5 separate regions of the Homo sapiens genome follow, and regions 2, 3, 4 and 5 are each linked to region 1. The links are chromatin contacts, found by Hi-C or POLR2A ChIA-PET in ENCODE. All regions are on one chromosome and are shown on one strand. The core of a region is the stretch at or near the end of the contact, and the rest is flanking DNA. Distances in the headings are between cores, read along the strand shown.

Evidence for each region. A loop is a pair of places that touch in the nucleus more often than their neighbours do. ChIA-PET counts read pairs that join two places held with the same protein, here RNA polymerase II (POLR2A). Pooled maps may share reads with other maps.
Region 2: a pooled map shows a loop between it and region 1 (4-fold over the local background). The contact joins the promoter of CASTOR1 here to the promoter of LIMK2 in region 1. A Hi-C loop is called at or near these places in 1 of 50 pooled maps. POLR2A ChIA-PET finds 5 or more read pairs at or near these places in 2 of 52 experiments (Caco-2 and activated T-cell).
Region 3: a map of CD8-positive, alpha-beta T cell shows a loop between it and region 1 (16-fold over the local background). The contact joins the promoter of SLC35E4 here to the promoter of LIMK2 in region 1. A Hi-C loop is called at or near these places in 3 of 168 maps with a recorded cell type or tissue (CD4-positive, alpha-beta memory T cell and CD8-positive, alpha-beta T cell), 3 of 37 single-sample maps with no recorded cell type and 10 of 50 pooled maps. POLR2A ChIA-PET finds 5 or more read pairs at or near these places in 2 of 52 experiments (activated B cell and common myeloid progenitor, CD34-positive).
Region 4: a loop to region 1 is called in a pooled map, with 6 times the contacts of the local background. The contact joins the promoter of DUSP18 here to the promoter of LIMK2 in region 1. A Hi-C loop is called at or near these places in 5 of 50 pooled maps.
Region 5: a loop to region 1 is called in a map of CD8-positive, alpha-beta T cell, with 5 times the contacts of the local background. The contact joins the promoter of DEPDC5 here to the promoter of LIMK2 in region 1. A Hi-C loop is called at or near these places in 2 of 168 maps with a recorded cell type or tissue (CD8-positive, alpha-beta T cell and heart right ventricle) and 10 of 50 pooled maps.

What each region holds. Positions count from the first base shown.
Region 1 is chr22:31,210,788-31,214,041 of GRCh38, forward strand. It overlaps LIMK2 (LIM domain kinase 2), which reads left to right and starts at 1,511. Exons shown (of 16, transcript NM_005569.4): 1 at 1,511-1,637. The coding sequence starts at 1,622. RefSeq lists enhancers at 1,052-1,231, 2,194-3,119 and a silencer at 1,212-1,611.
Region 2 is chr22:30,287,953-30,291,206 of GRCh38, forward strand. It overlaps CASTOR1 (cytosolic arginine sensor for mTORC1 subunit 1), which reads right to left and starts at 1,553. Exons shown (of 9, transcript NM_001037666.3): 1 at 1,433-1,553; 2 at 754-824. The coding sequence starts at 1,545. RefSeq lists silencers at 1,211-1,290, 1,491-1,930 and an enhancer at 2,811-2,870.
Region 3 is chr22:30,634,197-30,637,450 of GRCh38, forward strand. SLC35E4 (solute carrier family 35 member E4) reads left to right here and starts at 1,585. Exons shown (of 2, transcript NM_001001479.4): 1 at 1,585-2,873. The coding sequence starts at 2,255. RefSeq lists an enhancer at 307-1,011 and a silencer at 1,343-1,792.
Region 4 is chr22:30,666,193-30,669,446 of GRCh38, forward strand. It overlaps DUSP18 (dual specificity phosphatase 18), which reads right to left and starts at 1,683. Exons shown (of 2, transcript NM_152511.5): 1 at 1,270-1,683. It also overlaps a transcript of SLC35E4 not described here. RefSeq lists an enhancer at 1,781-2,170.
Region 5 is chr22:31,752,270-31,755,523 of GRCh38, forward strand. It overlaps DEPDC5 (DEP domain containing 5, GATOR1 subcomplex subunit), which reads left to right and starts at 1,750. Exons shown (of 43, transcript NM_001242896.3): 1 at 1,750-1,895; 2 at 2,593-2,710. The coding sequence starts at 2,653. RefSeq lists a silencer at 1,515-1,824.

The sequences.
Region 1 (3,254 bases), core at 261-2,760:
TCTGGATTCCTGTCACTTTAATTCAATACACAATCTTGTGTTTACTATAATGATTTCCTCAGAAACTACAAAACTGAGTACTGAAAAGAGTTCCCAGGAATTAACGGAAATGGGACAGAGCCCTCCTCCCCAGCACTTTGTGCACACTCAGGACATCGTGAGCCACCTGCCACACCCAGAAGAGAAAAATCTGACCGGCATCCGGTTTGAATTAGAGCAGGAAGGAAGAGAATTGTGCTCGCCTTTGTCTTTGCCTTTGCCTTTGCTTACCCAACTGCTGGGACCAGAGGCAGCTGGGTTGAACTTTGTCTTTGGTCAGGGGTGGGGGTGGAGGGGACAGAATCCATTTCCCTGGGCTCCATCCTCTTTCTGGTCATTTGGACATGTTTCCTGTGATCTAAATCTGATGTAAGGAAATGACAATTGTGAAAGACCCAGCGTGAGAGAATCTGATGGGAGGGTGGGTCATCAGGGACCAGCTGGCCTGGCTGATGATGTATTAATATCTTAATCACACAGAGGACCCCAATCTCCTTCCAAACCTAATGAGCGGAAGTGGTTCTCAAAGCTACTCAGCCAGCTAGCAGCTGCCATAACCCAGTCAGCTGTCCTAACTCTTAGTCCTGTAATCCCTCCTCCTCATAGAAGATTGTAAACTGGCAGCCCACAGGGCAAATCTAGTGGCCAGGTGTGTTTCATTTGGTCTACATGGCATTTTAAGAACTTTTTGATGCTATCAACATTTTTTAAAAGTGGCAAATTTCACCTAAATATCTGGATTTTTGGCATGTTTTGAAAGGTTGGAAGACCTGGGAATGGTAGGCCCATGTTCCTGCAGGGGAGTGCTCGTCTTCCAATGCGGCGCACAAGCTCCAGCGTCCTGCGCTAAACCTAATTGGCCTGGCTGAGGATCTGCTCCTGGAATGCTGGTTGGTCGCCTCCAACTGTCTTTGACTTAGAGATTATTTACTGTCAGCTTACTCATAGTGGCGCAGAGAAGTGGTTTCTCTGAGCTAGAAGCTTCTAAGAAAAGTCCATCCTCAAAGCTGTTTGTGGGATAGACCTGGCTCCTCCATTGTAATATTCCTGATTCCAAACACTACTGGAAAGAGCTCTGAACTGGCAGTTAGCAGGCCTGGGCTCCCATCCCGGCTCTCCTCCTAATGAGCGAAGCCATTTCAATGTAGTCGAACTTAGCCTCTGATCCTTAACTTTCCCTATCTGTAAATGAGGGCGACTAGATGGGTGCGGACTGTCATCCGTGTTGAGACTTCCGGCCCCCGCAGAATCAACCTTACCGGCGGGAGCACCTCGAGGGGACGCCGCTCGCACTAGGGGGCGCCAGGGCCGCTGCAGAGCCCGAGCCAGAGCCAGGGGGCGGGGCCGCGTCTCGGGAGCGAGGCCTGAGAGCGGCGGGGCGGGGCGTCGGCGGGCAGTCCCCTGTGCCAGGTGTGGTTTGGTCCTCCCAGGGCGCCGTAGGCGGTGCATCCCGTTCGCGCCTGGGGCTGTGGTCTTCCCGCGCCTGAGGCGGCGGCGGCAGGAGCTGAGGGGAGTTGTAGGGAACTGAGGGGAGCTGCTGTGTCCCCCGCCTCCTCCTCCCCATTTCCGCGCTCCCGGGACCATGTCCGCGCTGGCGGGTAAGGAAGGGCTGCTCCGCCCTGTCCCGCTGTTATCTCCGAAGTCCGGTTCCATGGCGCCTGAGGGAAACCGGCTGTCTCTCGGGGGTTTCGGGCTGGTTGGGTCCTCGTGGGTCCGAGCTCCTCAGAAAAGCTGGGAGGCGGGGTGGGCACAGCGCTCCCCAGGCATTTGGAGGGTGGGACTCCGGGAATGGGGAGGCAGGGCATCCTGGAGACAGAGGGCTCCGAGGGGCAGGCGGGTTGGGAGGCTTCCCGCGAGTTGAGGTCCCGGGGAGGAAGAGATTCTGGGTCTGCCAGGAATCCAGCTTTTTGGAGGGACCTGGCGGCCGCAGACCCCCAAATTAACCCTTTTTAAGGAAGTTGAAAAGCATGGGGTTCTCTTATAGTGGAAGCTCTGTGGAATTTGAGGAGTACAGGATCCTCTAGGGTTCAGGACAATTAGGAGAGTTACCCCGGGTTCTGGGTTTTCTGAGGGAAATGGAGGATGTGACTTCCCTGCCAAGACCCAAGGCTTCTCGCGGGCATCTTGGTGTCTGGGAGTCCCCCGGGGCTGGGAGCTCTTTGCAGAAAATAAGGGAGTATGGAGCCCCTTGAGGTTTAGGACAGGACTAAGGGTAAGGAGAGATCGGACCATTCTTTTTGGGGCCCAAAGATCTCTGCTACAGGTGGCGAAAGTAGGCCACCTGGGGTTCTGAGTCCTCCTGTGGAAGCTCCCTTGGCCTCTCTAGACTAAAGACTAGAGGGATTCGGCCAAACACCTCCTGGAAGGAAGAGTTGTCTAAGGGTGAAGGGTAGCTTCAGAGTTGGGTTAGTTGCACCTGCAGTCACCTCCCCGCCACCTCACACACCACCCTGCAGCTTCCTGCCTTCCCCATCTTTTCCCCCAGCAGTAGGAACCTTCTGTCTCCTATGTTTCCCAGCCACCTGTGTGGGTGGCCCACCTCTGGGTCCACCAGGGTCAGCGTCCAGAAGCTTTGGAGAGGCGGCAAGAGGGTATTGAGGTGGAGGGGGGCTGGCTATCTGCCCCCTGCTTCCTGGCTTTCCGTCTGTGGACAGTCACTTCCTTCATCTTGAATGCAAGGACTGGGCTACCAGTGGGTCACTTCCTCAGCAAGGGAGCATGGGATTTTCTCTTCACTGGTGATAACAGACTTCTGGAGAGAGCTAGGGGTGGAAATGCCTAAAACAAATTTTTTTAGGCTGGGCGTGGTGGCTCATGCCTGTAATCCCAGCACTTTGGGAGGGCAGGGCAGGAGGATCGCTTGAGTCCAGGAGTTTGAGACCAGCTTGGGCAATATAGCGAGACTTCATCTCTTAAAAACAAAACCTTGTCTCTTAAAAAAGATTTTTTTTAAGCTTACAGAGTCCTTCAACTCGAATGATTTCCAGTAACTTTTTTTTTTTTTTCTTAGATGGAGTCTTGCTCTGTCGCCCAGGCTGGGGTGCAGTGGCACAATCTTGGCTCATTGCAACCTCTGCCTCCCGGGTTCAAGCGATTCTCCTACCTCAGCCTCCCGAGTAGCTGGGACAACAGGGGCCCGCCACCACGCCCGGCTAATTTTTTTGGTATATTTAGTAGAGATGGGGTTTCACCATATTGGCCAGGCTGGTCTTGAA
Region 2 (3,254 bases), core at 303-2,802, 920 kb before region 1:
TCGCAGATCAGGTTGGCTGGGGGATTGCCTTCCCCTTTTGCAGACCCAGACTTCTGAAGTAAAAACAGGGAAACTAAGGCCTGCAGTGGAGCATGGGGACAGGCTAAGCTCCAGCTAGCTGGCCTGAGACTCCAAGCCTGTGAGGATGGGCAGGGCCAGCAGCAGGAGGAGGAGCTAGGCGTCAGCTCCAGGCCCCAGGGAGGGCCCAGGCTGGCGTCCAGTCCTGAGCTGGGGCCAGGGCCTGGGTGGCTGCTATTCACCCCAGCACAGCCAGGAGGCCTCCAGGACCCTCCCCTGAGATGGCTGCCTGCTCCTGCATTCCTTCCCTCAGACTCCTGGAGTTTCCAGACCAGCAGGGGAGGAGGTGACCCAAACCAGAGAGTAAGACCAGGAGGAAATAATACCCAGGGATTTCTAACAGCAGCACTTGACTGGAATCATAACAGAGGCCCTTCTGCAGGCCTAAGACTGCTGAGTGCCCCTCAGCGGTTTTAAGTTTATAAAGGCCTCATGGGACCCTATGTATCAGAACCATAACTATACCCATTTTACATAAGAGAAAACAGCTCAGAGAGGGAAAGTGATTTGCTCAAGGGCACACAGCCAGGGAGTGGTGGAGTAGGATTCGAACCCCGACCCATCTGCTTTTAAGGCTTAAGCTCTTGGGACGGATCCCAGCAACTGGTGAGAACCCTACAGAAGGGGAGCACGACAAGCCCCTCCCGTACTCCCGTTCCCCAGACCAACCCCCACCTTTAAAGCCCTCCTCGTCCACCATAAGCGTGTAATCCTCAGGGGTCTCCGTCAGGCTGAAGAACTTGCACCTGGTTGGGGGTGGGGAGCATCTTCAGCTTGGTGTGGAGAACTAGGGGTCGGGAGTGGATTTCTCTCCATCTGCCCCGAGACACCCCCGCGACCCTGGGCCGGGCGCCTTCTTGCCCTCTCGGCCTTTAATTTCCAGGCCAATGGGATGTTAGCCCCATCTCGGGGGTTGGGGGCTACTTTCCGGCCTCCCGACCTCTCCAGGAACCCTCCACCCCTCCACTCCTGGAGGGAGGAGAGGTTCACACCCGCGGCGACAGCCCCAGGGGCGTCGGACCTTGGACCCCCTAGTCCAGCCCCTCTGACATGAAGGGAGGCGTCCTGGAAGGAGCTCCCCGCAGTGACCAGGTAGGAATGCCCCCATTTGACACTACTGAGTTAAGCATTGCCCATCCCAGGCTGTTTGCGCTTTGCCCCTGGGAGGGGGCCTCACGGGGCCGGATAGGCGGCGGTCCCCCAGGCCGGATGGCGGCCGGACGGGGAGAGTCCTCCCCACCCGCTCCCGCCCGCCTGCCTGCCTGCCTTACGGCGATCCTAATCCTCCGACCCTGGCCCGGAGCGAGAGCAGAGCCCCCAGCCCCTATCTGCGCTCCCGAACCCGGGCGCGCACCGGCTGCGGCGGGGCAGGAAGAGCAGCTTGATGAGCGGGTGGGTGTAGAGCCAGAGACCGGGACGGGCGACGCTCAGCACCCGCACCCGGTGTTCTAGGATGTGCAGCTCCATCGCGGCTCGCGCGGACCCGACCCCGCCGCCAACTAGACCCAGGCCGCACGGGAGGCGGGGCGGCGGGGGTGGTGCCCGAGCCTTAAAGGAGCCGCTGCGCTGCCGCGTCCACGCCGCCCGCTGCGAGGCTGACCCGCCCAGCCAGGCGCGGCGTCCGGCTCCTTGACGGCCACGCCCCGCGGGAAGAGAAGCCTATTGGGTGGTCACGCCTCCTCCTAACGCCAGAACCTCATCCCGCTTTCCAGCCAGCCCACCGAGACCGCCCCGAACGGCTCCGCCTTTTTTAGTACTGGCTCGGGGATAGACCCCACCCCGTCTGACTCCTCCAGGCCCCGCCCCTGACGCGCCCCCTCCCTGGGCTCCGCCCTTTCCGCGGAAAGCCAGCTGCGCAGCCGGTGGGAGCATCCCGGAGGGGACGTTTCTGTCCTTCTGGCACACACGTGGGTTTCATGATTGAAGTCCTTGAGACAGAAGGGACACGAAACAAACTGGAGCTCGGCTAGGACCAGAACGCTGCCCCCAAATCCCCGGAGCAATGAGAGGCACAGGTCTGCTGTGCAGCGCTGTCCCCCGGGCGCCTTTCGCTCTCCTGCCTCTCATGGCTGCAGGGGGCAGGGCCGCCAACACAGGATTGCGATTGATACCTACCCTTCCCCGCTTGCGAGGGGGCTGACAAATTGAAACCTGGCCTGGTAGCCCCACTTGTTCCTTTCATCCAACTTTCAAAATAGAAGGCTCCTCACCAGGGGCACACAGAGGTAGAATCCTAGCCACCTCTGCCTGAGCGACATACTTTGGGTTAGGGGGCTGCAGGTGGCCAAGGCCTAAGGCTTGAGGTCCCTCGATACCAACAAAACCCGGAAGTGCTTGAGCCAGTAATGCCCAGTGCTCAGACTTTGGTGGGGGAGGCCCTTGCAGCTGAGGTTCAGTGAGTACTCAGACCTCAAGCCTGAAACTTGAGCCCCAAAGCCTGCAGCCCTTAGCTAGCCTGTGCACATCTAAACTTGCTTCAGGTTCAAGGAGGCCCCCGGCACTGGCAGACACCCCAGATCTTATCAGGCCTTCACAGGTCTAAGACCCCCCCAAGGCTAAGCAGGCATCAGCATGTCCATGTTGGCTCCATGCAGGGCTGAGAATGCTCCAGGGGACCCTTGCCTGGCCTGAGCACCCTGAGGCCTCAGATGTGAGGCTTTGAACCAAGTAGACTAAAGCAGGCCTCAGGCCTGATTGGGACCCAGCAGGCCTAAGCAGGCCCTCTGCCTGCTCTGGAGCCCCCACCATAGGCAGATGGAAGCCAAGCTAAGCCTCCTCCCTGGACTCTCGGGCTTGACACATTCCTGTGAAACACTATGTAGCCACCACATCCTGGCCTATCCCCTGGAGGACTAGGGGAAGGAGGAGCTTCTCAAAGGCTGAGCCCATCTCATCAATGGCAGGTGCAGACAGAGTGGGAAACCATGGGGCTGAGGGGAAGGAGGCAGGAAGTGGAGTGGCCTACCCTGATAGTCTCTTGAAACCCTTCACCTCCCTAGGCCTCAGTATCCCCAGCTGTACCAGGACAGGATGTTCCAGGCCCAGGCGAAGGCTGAAAGCTCCCAGGGAGGCTCTGCTCCTCCCTCTCCTGCCCCCTCCCGCTATGGCCTGGCCTGGCCCAGCTTGGTCATCTGCCAGGAATAGCGCTATTGTTTGACTGGAAAAGCTGCTTCCTC
Region 3 (3,254 bases), core at 335-2,834, 580 kb before region 1:
ATCAAAGATAATTATAACCCTTAGGGGTCCCAGATTTCTCTTCCTCAGGAAATGGCAAGGGGGTGCGGGAGAGGGGCCATCCGCTTTGGCTGGCTTAGTTTCCTTTCCACAACCCTTTCTGGAGAAACACTAAATGCCACCATTTTTTGGTCCTTGGCCTGGAAATTTCCCTATCTGCACCCCCTGCGCTGTAGCTTAGGCTATTCAGCAGAGATCTGCAGGCTCCAGCGGGCGTCGGACTTACAGAGGCAAATGTGACCATGTAAATTCCCAGGCCCACCCGTGACAGAGAGCCTCTGATTCAGCAGGCCTCCTTTGAGGCTGGGGATTTTAAACCCGCGTCCTGTGATTGGGATGGGGATTGAGGGCTATATTCAGCGCCTGGCCACCAGAGGGCGCAGCGGGCTGGGTTCAGCGGTACCCCTTTGAGATCTTGTGTCTCAAGACAGGTTGCTGTCATCAAGGATTTGCTGGTTAGACAACAGGCAAGGGGTGAGCTGGGTCCTCTTGGGCAGGAGCCTAGTAGGAAGACCGACAACAGGAAAGAGGCTCACATCTGATACTGGGCACATGGCTGGGCCTTGGTCCTCGTGCTCCCGGACTTCAGAGCTCAGAGGGGCCAGGGCCTGGCCTAGCCTGGAATCTGGATGGACCTCTTCTGCCCTGGGGCGCGCCGTTTACCCAATCCTGACCTCAGAGAGCGTCTGTCGTTCTGGTGGGAAAACCGAGACCCAGACAGGAACAAGGGCTCAGTGGCAACCGCTCTGCCTCCCAGCCCAGGGCTCTGTCTTGCCGGGGCTGGGGCACAGGGTGGACCCCAGGAAGTTCTGCTATGAGTCAGCTTCGAGTGCTCAGGGGACCGGACAGAGGCTGCTGGCCGGGGAAGGATGCCGGCCGGCGGTACCTACTTCCGCAGCTGTGGGTATCCCTGCCTGGTGATTCAGCTTCCCTCTGAGGGTCCCCAGGGGGCGCCGCCCTGGACTGGGAGGCTGGGGAGGATGCTGGGGCTACGGAGGGGCGATGGAGGTGCCTTAAGGGACCCCGTAATCCAGCTCTGCTGGATGCTGAGGTCCCACGAGATAATTGTGGCCAGAGATCAGGTGGGCGTAAGACTGGTCCTAGGATGGGGGCTGTGGGCCCCTCCTCACTACCCTGCTTCTTGAAGATAGCCTGGGCGGCTGTGCGGGATACCCCAGTGTCTCCAGCAATGCGCGTTCATCTCCATGGAGGGCTCGCCTTGGCGCTGGGTGGGGAGCGACTTGGTCCCCCCTGGCGGCGAAGAGAGGCTGACCACGCCAGCTCGTGGGGGGGTCTACTGGGCAGATGCGCAGGCCCCGGGCGGAGGAGGGCTGATGGGGGAAATGCCAGGCCGATGGGGGAGGGGCTGTGAGCGGGAGGCGTTGGGGCGGGGCAAGACCGCCCTCCCGGTCCGGGGGCGGGGCTTGGCCTGGGGCGGGGCTTGGCTGGGGTGCTCAGCCCAATTTTCCGTGTAGGGAGCGGGCGGCGGCGGGGGAGGCAGAGGCGGAGGCGGAGTCAAGAGCGCACCGCCGCGCCCGCCGTGCCGGGCCTGAGCTGGAGCCGGGCGTGAGTCGCAGCAGGAGCCGCAGCCGGAGTCACAGCCGCAGCCAGAGCCGCAGCCAAAGCCTCAGAGAGCAGGAGTTGGAGCGCAGGCCCTGCTGGATCCGCGCCTAGCTCGCCGCCAGGCACCGGCCGGAGGACGGGCCGTGGTGTCAGCTCACTGCCCGGGCGCTGTGGGAGGCAGCGAGCCCGCGACCCCCCGGGCCGGGCACCGCCAGGCGCGGAGCCCAGATCGCCCCCCTGCCAGGCCTGGTCACGGCCAGAGCACGCAGGAGTTCCCAGGGTCTGGATCTGCGCGCACCCTAATGACCTGGGGACTGAAGAGAAAAAAGGAACGAGGATTTCATCTAAAAGCATAACGTGGGCACTAGGCGAGGAGGAAAGTGGAGACCACCTGGCACGGGGCAGAGGTGCCTGGAGCCCACGCTTGAGCATCGGAGACCCTGGCATCCTAGCAGCCGCGACCTTGGCTCTGCCCTGTCTGAGCTGGAAACACAGCTTAGCTTCTAGACATCGCTGGCACAGGCCTGGCACAAGTAAGCAGTGTCCTCACCTGTCTGAAACGGGACACGGGGTCGGAGGAACCAGGATCTAGCCTGGCCCCAAGCGGAACTCTCTGGTGGCCCAGAGGTCGTCACTGGGGAGCCCGCCTCCTGCCCTAGCCTCACTGGTGCGGATGTGCCGCTGCCCGCCGGAGCACCATGATGGCAGGATGACCTCAGCCGAAGTAGGAGCAGCAGCTGGTGGTGCTCAGGCGGCTGGGCCCCCCGAGTGGCCCCCTGGCAGCCCTCAGGCCCTCCGGCAGCCTGGCCGGGCCCGAGTGGCCATGGCAGCACTGGTGTGGCTGCTGGCGGGAGCCAGCATGTCAAGCCTCAACAAGTGGATCTTCACAGTGCACGGCTTTGGGCGGCCCCTGCTGCTGTCGGCCCTGCACATGCTGGTGGCAGCCCTGGCATGCCACCGGGGGGCACGGCGCCCCATGCCAGGCGGCACTCGCTGCCGAGTCCTACTGCTCAGTCTCACCTTTGGCACGTCCATGGCCTGCGGCAACGTGGGCCTAAGGGCTGTGCCCCTGGACCTGGCACAACTGGTTACTACCACCACACCTCTGTTCACCCTGGCCCTGTCGGCGCTGCTGCTGGGCCGCCGCCACCACCCACTTCAGTTGGCCGCCATGGGTCCGCTCTGCCTGGGGGCCGCCTGCAGCCTGGCTGGAGAGTTCCGGACACCCCCTACCGGCTGTGGCTTCCTGCTCGCAGCCACCTGCCTCCGCGGACTCAAGTCGGTTCAGCAAAGTAAGTGCCTGGGTGGCCAATTGAGAAGGTGGGGGTCCGGGTGGGTGCATGGCCTGGATGGCCCTGTGAGGGGTATGGCTGTTGTCCCATTTTACAAATGAGGAAACTGAGGTTCATGGCTGTGGAGGAAGCAGAACTGAGGCTCAGAGAGGGCCAACAGTTCAGTGAGTTCCAGGCCCCAGACTCAGGCTCTGGAGGCCCAACTCGTGTTTATTTGTTTATTTACTTATTTAGACAGGGTCTGGCTCTGTCACCCAGGCTGCATTGGTGAGATCTCAGCTCAATACAGCCTCCGCATCCTGGGTTCAAGTGATTCTTCTGCCTCAGCCTCCCAAGTAAGTGGGACTACAGGTGCACACCACCACGCTAAGCTAATTTTTG
Region 4 (3,254 bases), core at 433-2,932, 540 kb before region 1:
CCAAACCAGTGCCCAGTGGGTAACGGGAATAGAGGAATGTGCTGTTCATTATAGCCACTAAAAGTCTGCAGAAGTGACAATGCTCTTGCAGGTGAGGGTAGTGATGCGAGGAGTCATTTTCATGCTAGTTAAGAAATATCTATCAGGGCTGGGCACGGTGGCTTAAGCCTATAATCCCAGCACTTTGGAAGGCCGAGGCGGGCAGATCACCTGAGGTCAGGAGTTCAAGACCAGCCTGACCAACATGGTGAAACCCCCGTCTCTACTAAAAATACAAAAATTAGCCAGGCGTGGTGGCATGGGCCTGTAGTCCCAGCTACTCAGGAGGCTGAGACGGGAGAATTGCTTGAACCCGGGAGGCGGAGGCTGCAGTGAGCCAAGATCGTGCCACTGCACTCCAGCCTGGGAGACAGCGTGAGACTCCATCTCAAAAAAAAAAAAAAAAAAAAAAAAAGCAATCTCTATCAGGCACTGTATTAGGTGTTGGAGATACTGAAATGTACAAGACAGGCATGGCCCCTTTTCTCAGGGAGCTCAAAGACTAGTGGGAGAAACAGATAGTAAACAGGCAATTACAGGCAGACAGAGCTTGAAAATAGGATAACAGTACCTACCTTAAAAGGATGTTGTGAAATTAAACGAGATAATCCACGTAAAGAGTTTTCTCAGGGCTTGGCATAGAGTAAGCCCTCTCAAAATGATAACTATTTTTCTCGCTTCTGATAGGGAAGTTAAAATGCAGGGCTCTGTGAAAGGGAAGTGTAAAAAAGATTTCTTCCAGGTCGGAGCCTAGGGAGTCGCAAAGACCACCTGAAGAAATCACAAAAGATCTAAAGAACGTTTAGCTTGAGAGGGAGGAGGAGAAAAAAATAGCAACTCGGTAGCAGTTCAGCTTCACCACTTTACAGCCTATGAAGTATTTGGCTTCCCTCATCTGGTTCGATCTTCAAAGCAACCTAATCAGACCGGCGTCTAGAGTTAATATTTCCATTTTACAAAAGAGGAAAGTGAGACACAGCGCGGAAAAGGACTTGTTCAGAACGAGTCATAAAGCAAAGAAGCCGACCTTTATGGTCCATTATGTGTGGGAAAAATGAACAAACACCGCGGGGCGTTCGTGAAATACTAAGTTATAAACATGGAACAAAGTCCAAGAGTTAACGAGAGCGAAGCATCACTTCTAGGGGTGGGCCGGGTAGGTTTCCTAGGGGAGCTGGCATTGGAATAGGCTTCTTCGCCTGCTTAGTGTCAGGACCCCCAGGGTTTTACCTCTCTCCTTCAGGCGGGTGGGCGGGTTCGCTCAGGAAGTAGCCGCTTGGGGAAGCCTTAGGCAAGGTTCTTCGGGAGAGAGACCCGTCATGATCCCGCAGCCTCAATCCCCGCTGGCCTAACGCTTTGGTTTCCATAGCAATGGGCTCGTCGCAGAAAGGAATAGCCTGTGCCGGGTCTTCAGAGAAATCCTGGCCTCGGCTCCACGCCCCTGAGCAGCCCCACCCTGGCTCAACCTGTTACCCGCCCTGCCGGCAAGCCGGGGTCACTGCAGTCCCCGTGGCGAAGCAGGGTCAGCTCAGCTCACCGCACCCCACTCCATCCAGCCCTGCCCATCTCTACGGCAACGGGCCGGGTCGCACCAGGGCTGCAGCCGAGAGACAGTCTCACCGCTTCCGTAGCCGCCCGGGCTCTGTGCGCATGTGCGACACTCCCTCCCCGGCCCCGCCCCCTTATGCGTCTCCCAGGCAACGCGCCGCGCGGGGCTCCAGGTTCCGCCCAGGGACTAACTCCAGGTCTGCGCGCGTCCAACGAGCACGGCTCTCAACCGGCCTCCTGGCGCCCAACGACCATGGCTTCCAACCGGCCTCCGTGCGCCCAACGACCATGACTCCCAACCGGCCTCCAGTTTCCAACTGTTTCTCGAACAGGGAAGCCGCCATGACACAGCTGACTACGCCCTTGGTCACAGGGGACCTGAGATCCTCCACGATTTACGGGACCGGCGCCACCTCGGGCTCGAACCACCCTCTCGATAGGGCCGCCGCTAAGTAATCGGCGTAGGGGTTCAGCCGCACATCTCCTTCCCGCGCCGCGGACCGAGCAGTCGTTGGTGCTCTTCAGGTGCGGCCTGGGTGCCCAGAGCCTTCGTTAGACTCTCGGACCCGCAAGGGAGCCCGAACTCTTTCAGACTCGCTCTCCCTCAGCCGGACCTCGGCCCTTTTTCACACCCCAGGGGAGTCTGGATTTCTCATAGTCCTGGGCACCAGCCCCTTCCCAGTCTAGCTCTTGGGACTCCCTGAAGCCGGAACTCCCTCGCCTGGACTCCCGGGAGAACCTGGAATCCCCATCTCCAGTCCACATTTTCTCAGAATCTGTCCTAGCCCTTCAGTCTCCCAGGCATGACATCGTGTGGTCCCAGCGCCCTAGGTGGTGAGCTGTGACTCTCCTTAGAGCCTGGCGAGGCCGAGGTCCTCCCCAGCTCGAACCCATCCCACACTCCCCTTCTCAGCCTCTGTGTTCCCCAGTGGTCCTGGAAAAGCCCCCAGTTCCCTCTGCCTGGCCCCAATCCTCACAAACCCAATTACCCACGCTCCTTTCCATTCCATAACCCCCATCACTGCATCCTCCAGGCTCCCATCCATGGAGGACTTGAGGTGGAAAGCAATTTGGTTCAAAATAACCATTATTTATTACTTGAAAGGGAATATTTCCAGTCGTTGCCAGCCTCCTCCCCTTCTAGTATTGGTAAATTTTTTGCACCACTGAGTGGGTGAAGAGTTTTATGCGTCTTTAAATGTTTTAAGGATTTTTTTAAAAAAACAAAAAACTCTCAGGATTTGGGGGACTTTTGTGTTTGAGCATCTTGATCTCTAAACCAGCTTTTTCCATCACCTCACACCTAGGCTATGCATAGAGGTCAGAAAAATGTAAATGAGAGATTGAGAAGTTGGATTGTTCATACTAGTTTGTAAATATGAAAACATTCACAACACTCCAGTTCCAAATAGGCTGAAAATGCATTAGAAAAACTAGTCCTTCAATATTTTTTATCCTTCTACAGTTGTCTTTTTTGACCCAATTATAAAAGTAGTGTACACTTATAGAAAAATGAGGACAGGCATGGTGGCTCACGCTTGTATTCCCACCACTTCACTTTGAAACGCTGAGGCAGTTGGATCACCTGAGCTCAGGAGTTCGAGACCAGCCTGGGCAACAGGGTGAAACCCCATCTCTACCAAAAATACAAAAAATTAGCCGGGCTT
Region 5 (3,254 bases), core at 500-2,999, 540 kb after region 1:
TGGCTTGGCCTGTAGTCCCAGTCCCTTGGGAGGCTGAGGCAGAAGAATCACTTGAGCCCAGAAAATTGAGGTTGCAGTGAGCTATGATAGAACCACTGCACTGCAGCCTTGGCAACAGAGCTAGACCTGGTCTTGGGGGAAAAAAAAGGCCCGGCTACAGTGATTGGTGCCTGTAATCCCAGAACTTTGGGAGGCCAAGGCGGACGGATTACTTGAGCTCTGGAGTTTGAGACCAGCCTGGGCCACATGGCAAAACCCCGTCTCTACAAAAAATACAAAAATTAGCTGAGCATGCACCTGTAATCCCAGCTACTAGGAGGCTGAGGTGGGAGGATCGCATGAGCCAGGCAGGCAGAGATGGCAGTGAGACGGGATCATGCCACTGCACTCCAGCCTGGGTGAGGGTGACCTCATCTCAAAACAAAAACAAAAAAACAAACAAACAAAAAAATTGCAATTACTTAACACTTGCATTATTTACCTAACTTCTCCTGAGTCCCAACATAAAGGCATCCATGCTTAAGAACGTTGCTTGTCCTGTCCCAGGGTCCCCTTGGTCCACTGCAGAATCTTTCACTACAGTGTAACATGTTTTTTCTTTCAACATTTTTAAGTTTTCCAAATCCGTAAGAAATGGGCACTGTTAGTATTAAAGATATAAAGAAATTTAAGACAAGTGCTGTGTCGTTTAGATTTAGCAGTCAGTGTGATTAGAAGCAGCAGAGGAGAGGCGTGACCCAAGACACCGATTCTAGTTATAAGGTCTCTCTGGCTTCAAGAGGGGAAGCAGGGAGTCCCTATCGAGTTGCTGCCGCTCAGGTCAGAAACGGTGGACTGGACTAGGGGGCGGGGGTATCAGTGGCAGCAGGCGGAGCTGGCAATTGTCAGGAGTCCTTGGCCAGAGCCTGACCCAGCCCACCCAGCTCTCTGGTTTTCTGCTTGGAGAGAAAGATATCCTGACAGACGCGAGTTTAGGCAGTGCCCTGGGTATGACCAAAGGATGTTGGTTAAAGGCCCCGTTCTGGGAACGGGTCAGGATTCGTCCTTGCTTCCTTCTGAAGGGTTTTGTGTCCTCAGGCTGTTTCCTGGTTTGTGAAATAGGATAGTATCTGCCTCCTGCATCCATCAGGTAATAGGGATGCAATGATTACATAAGGACTATGAAGCCACGGCAGCCATTCTTATTAATAACCTGAGGGGCGCAGAACGTCGTTTAGAGTTTGCAAGGGTTTGAAAAGCCCCCCGTAAGTGGACACTTCCCAGCAGAGGCCATCACCCTAACTCTCGCGTGCTCAGCCCCTTGCATTTTACAGAAGTCCTCCCAGAAACTCTCGTTGGCGCCTCTTAGCTGCCCAATGAGGCCACATGAGTCATTAACCTCGTTCATATAACAGAAAACGGAGCTCTGACGGATCTCGTTTCCCCTGTGGGGAGATCACTGAGTCGGAAACGAAGCTCTGTGGCCATGGATCTACTTCGGATAGACTAGGAGGAAATGGATTTCCTCCGTGGGGCGGGAGGCTCTAGTGCTCGAGGGCAGGAAACGCCAGGAGGTGGCCCAAGGAAGAGGCCGCACACGACGCCCCGCCCCCGGCTCGAGCCCCGGATGAGGAAGTGGTGCGGCCACCGAGACGAGACGGAGGCCCGGCGAGAGCGGCGCGGGGGCGCGAGGGCGGGAAGGAGGCGGGGCCCCGGGGCGGAGCCACCGGAGCGGCGCGGGTTCTCAGGTGAGCGCTACACGGTCGGGGCGGGCCTAGTAGGCGCTTCAGGCTTAGGGGCGGAACAGCGCGGGCCGCGCGGGCGTAGGCGGGGTATCTGGAGGAGGCGCAGGGAACCTGGAGAGGGTCCAGCCCTCAGTGCCCCGGCCAGAGGCGGGAAGGGGCTCTAGAGCTTCGGTGAGTGGAGCTGCCCGCCCCGGACTGGGGATTGGGGGGGCTTGAGATAGGGGACCTTGGCCCAGGTTCGAGTTCCAGGCTCCATCCCCATTCCGCTGTGTGACCTTGGACAAGTCTCTCTCCCTCTCTGAGCCTCAACGGCCTCAGCTGTGAAACGGAGTCAGGGAAGGTCTGCTGAGAGTTCGCACAGACCGAGGTTTGGGGAAGGAACTTCTGCCTTCCTCCTCTTTGTGGTTGCCTTGCTCAGGACATTGGCAGCAAAACGAGAATGGTGGGAGTGTCTCTTAAGTCTCGAGTGACCTTGAGCAAGTCCCTTGCCCGGAGTCACACTTTCATCATCTACAAAATGAGTGGGCTAACCTCTTTTAAGATCTCTTTACTATTTGGGTGTTATTGGTGTAGATGGAGACAAGGTGATGAGCACCCATTCAGCGCAATGCTTCCCCTATGGGGGTGTGATAGAATATCTTCTCCTAGGTTTGACTAGCCCCTGGCCCGAATTCCCCTTAGTTCCTGGATTCTGTGGTTCTATTTGTTCTCCATCGCTCCTTGTAACTGGAGGAGTGACTTCTTCCGAGAGTCACTTGGCACCACTTCACAGCAGAGGAACACCAGTATCTTCACTGGCCTAAAATCAAAGAGTGGTTGCAAGGAAAAATCTGACATTCCAACCTTTTCGTTTGTATTTCTGTGGCAGGGAGGCAAGATGACTTCTCTGCCCCAAGCTTGGAACAGCTAAAGGGAAAAACAGTGCAAGATGAGAACAACAAAGGTCTACAAACTCGTCATCCACAAGAAGGGCTTTGGGGGCAGTGGTCAGTATCGATTGGTCTTTAGAGGTTTTGTAAGTTGGCTGAGGTTCTGGTGTGTGCAATACCTAGAAATTACACACTGACTCGTGTGACAATTGAGGCTAAACAGGCGACTAAACAGACTAAAGCAGCAACTGTCATACAGTAACAATAGGAGGATGGCAGGACCCTTCTAATGCATTTGCATTCAGACTTTTAAGGAACATTGTGAATGCTGCCGGTTTACTACCCTTCATTTGTTGAATTGCATTATTAATTACAAATCTTCCGTGTATGTTCCATAAAATTCCAGCCTGCACTGGTTTGGCAGATAAGAGAAACTAAAATCGTTTATCAGTTTTTACATTGAGTGAGAGAGAAGTGGCATAGATGTGCATAGAGCAGGTATGATCAAAGCATGAACCTTTGCCTGGCTTGTAGGCATGGGAAGAAGGAGCAGGATACAGCATGTTATTCTGCACTGAGCTATAGTCTGAGTATCTACTCTGCTTCTAATTTTCCTGGTGACCTTGGGCAAGCTCCTAGTGTACCTTATCTGAAAGTTGAA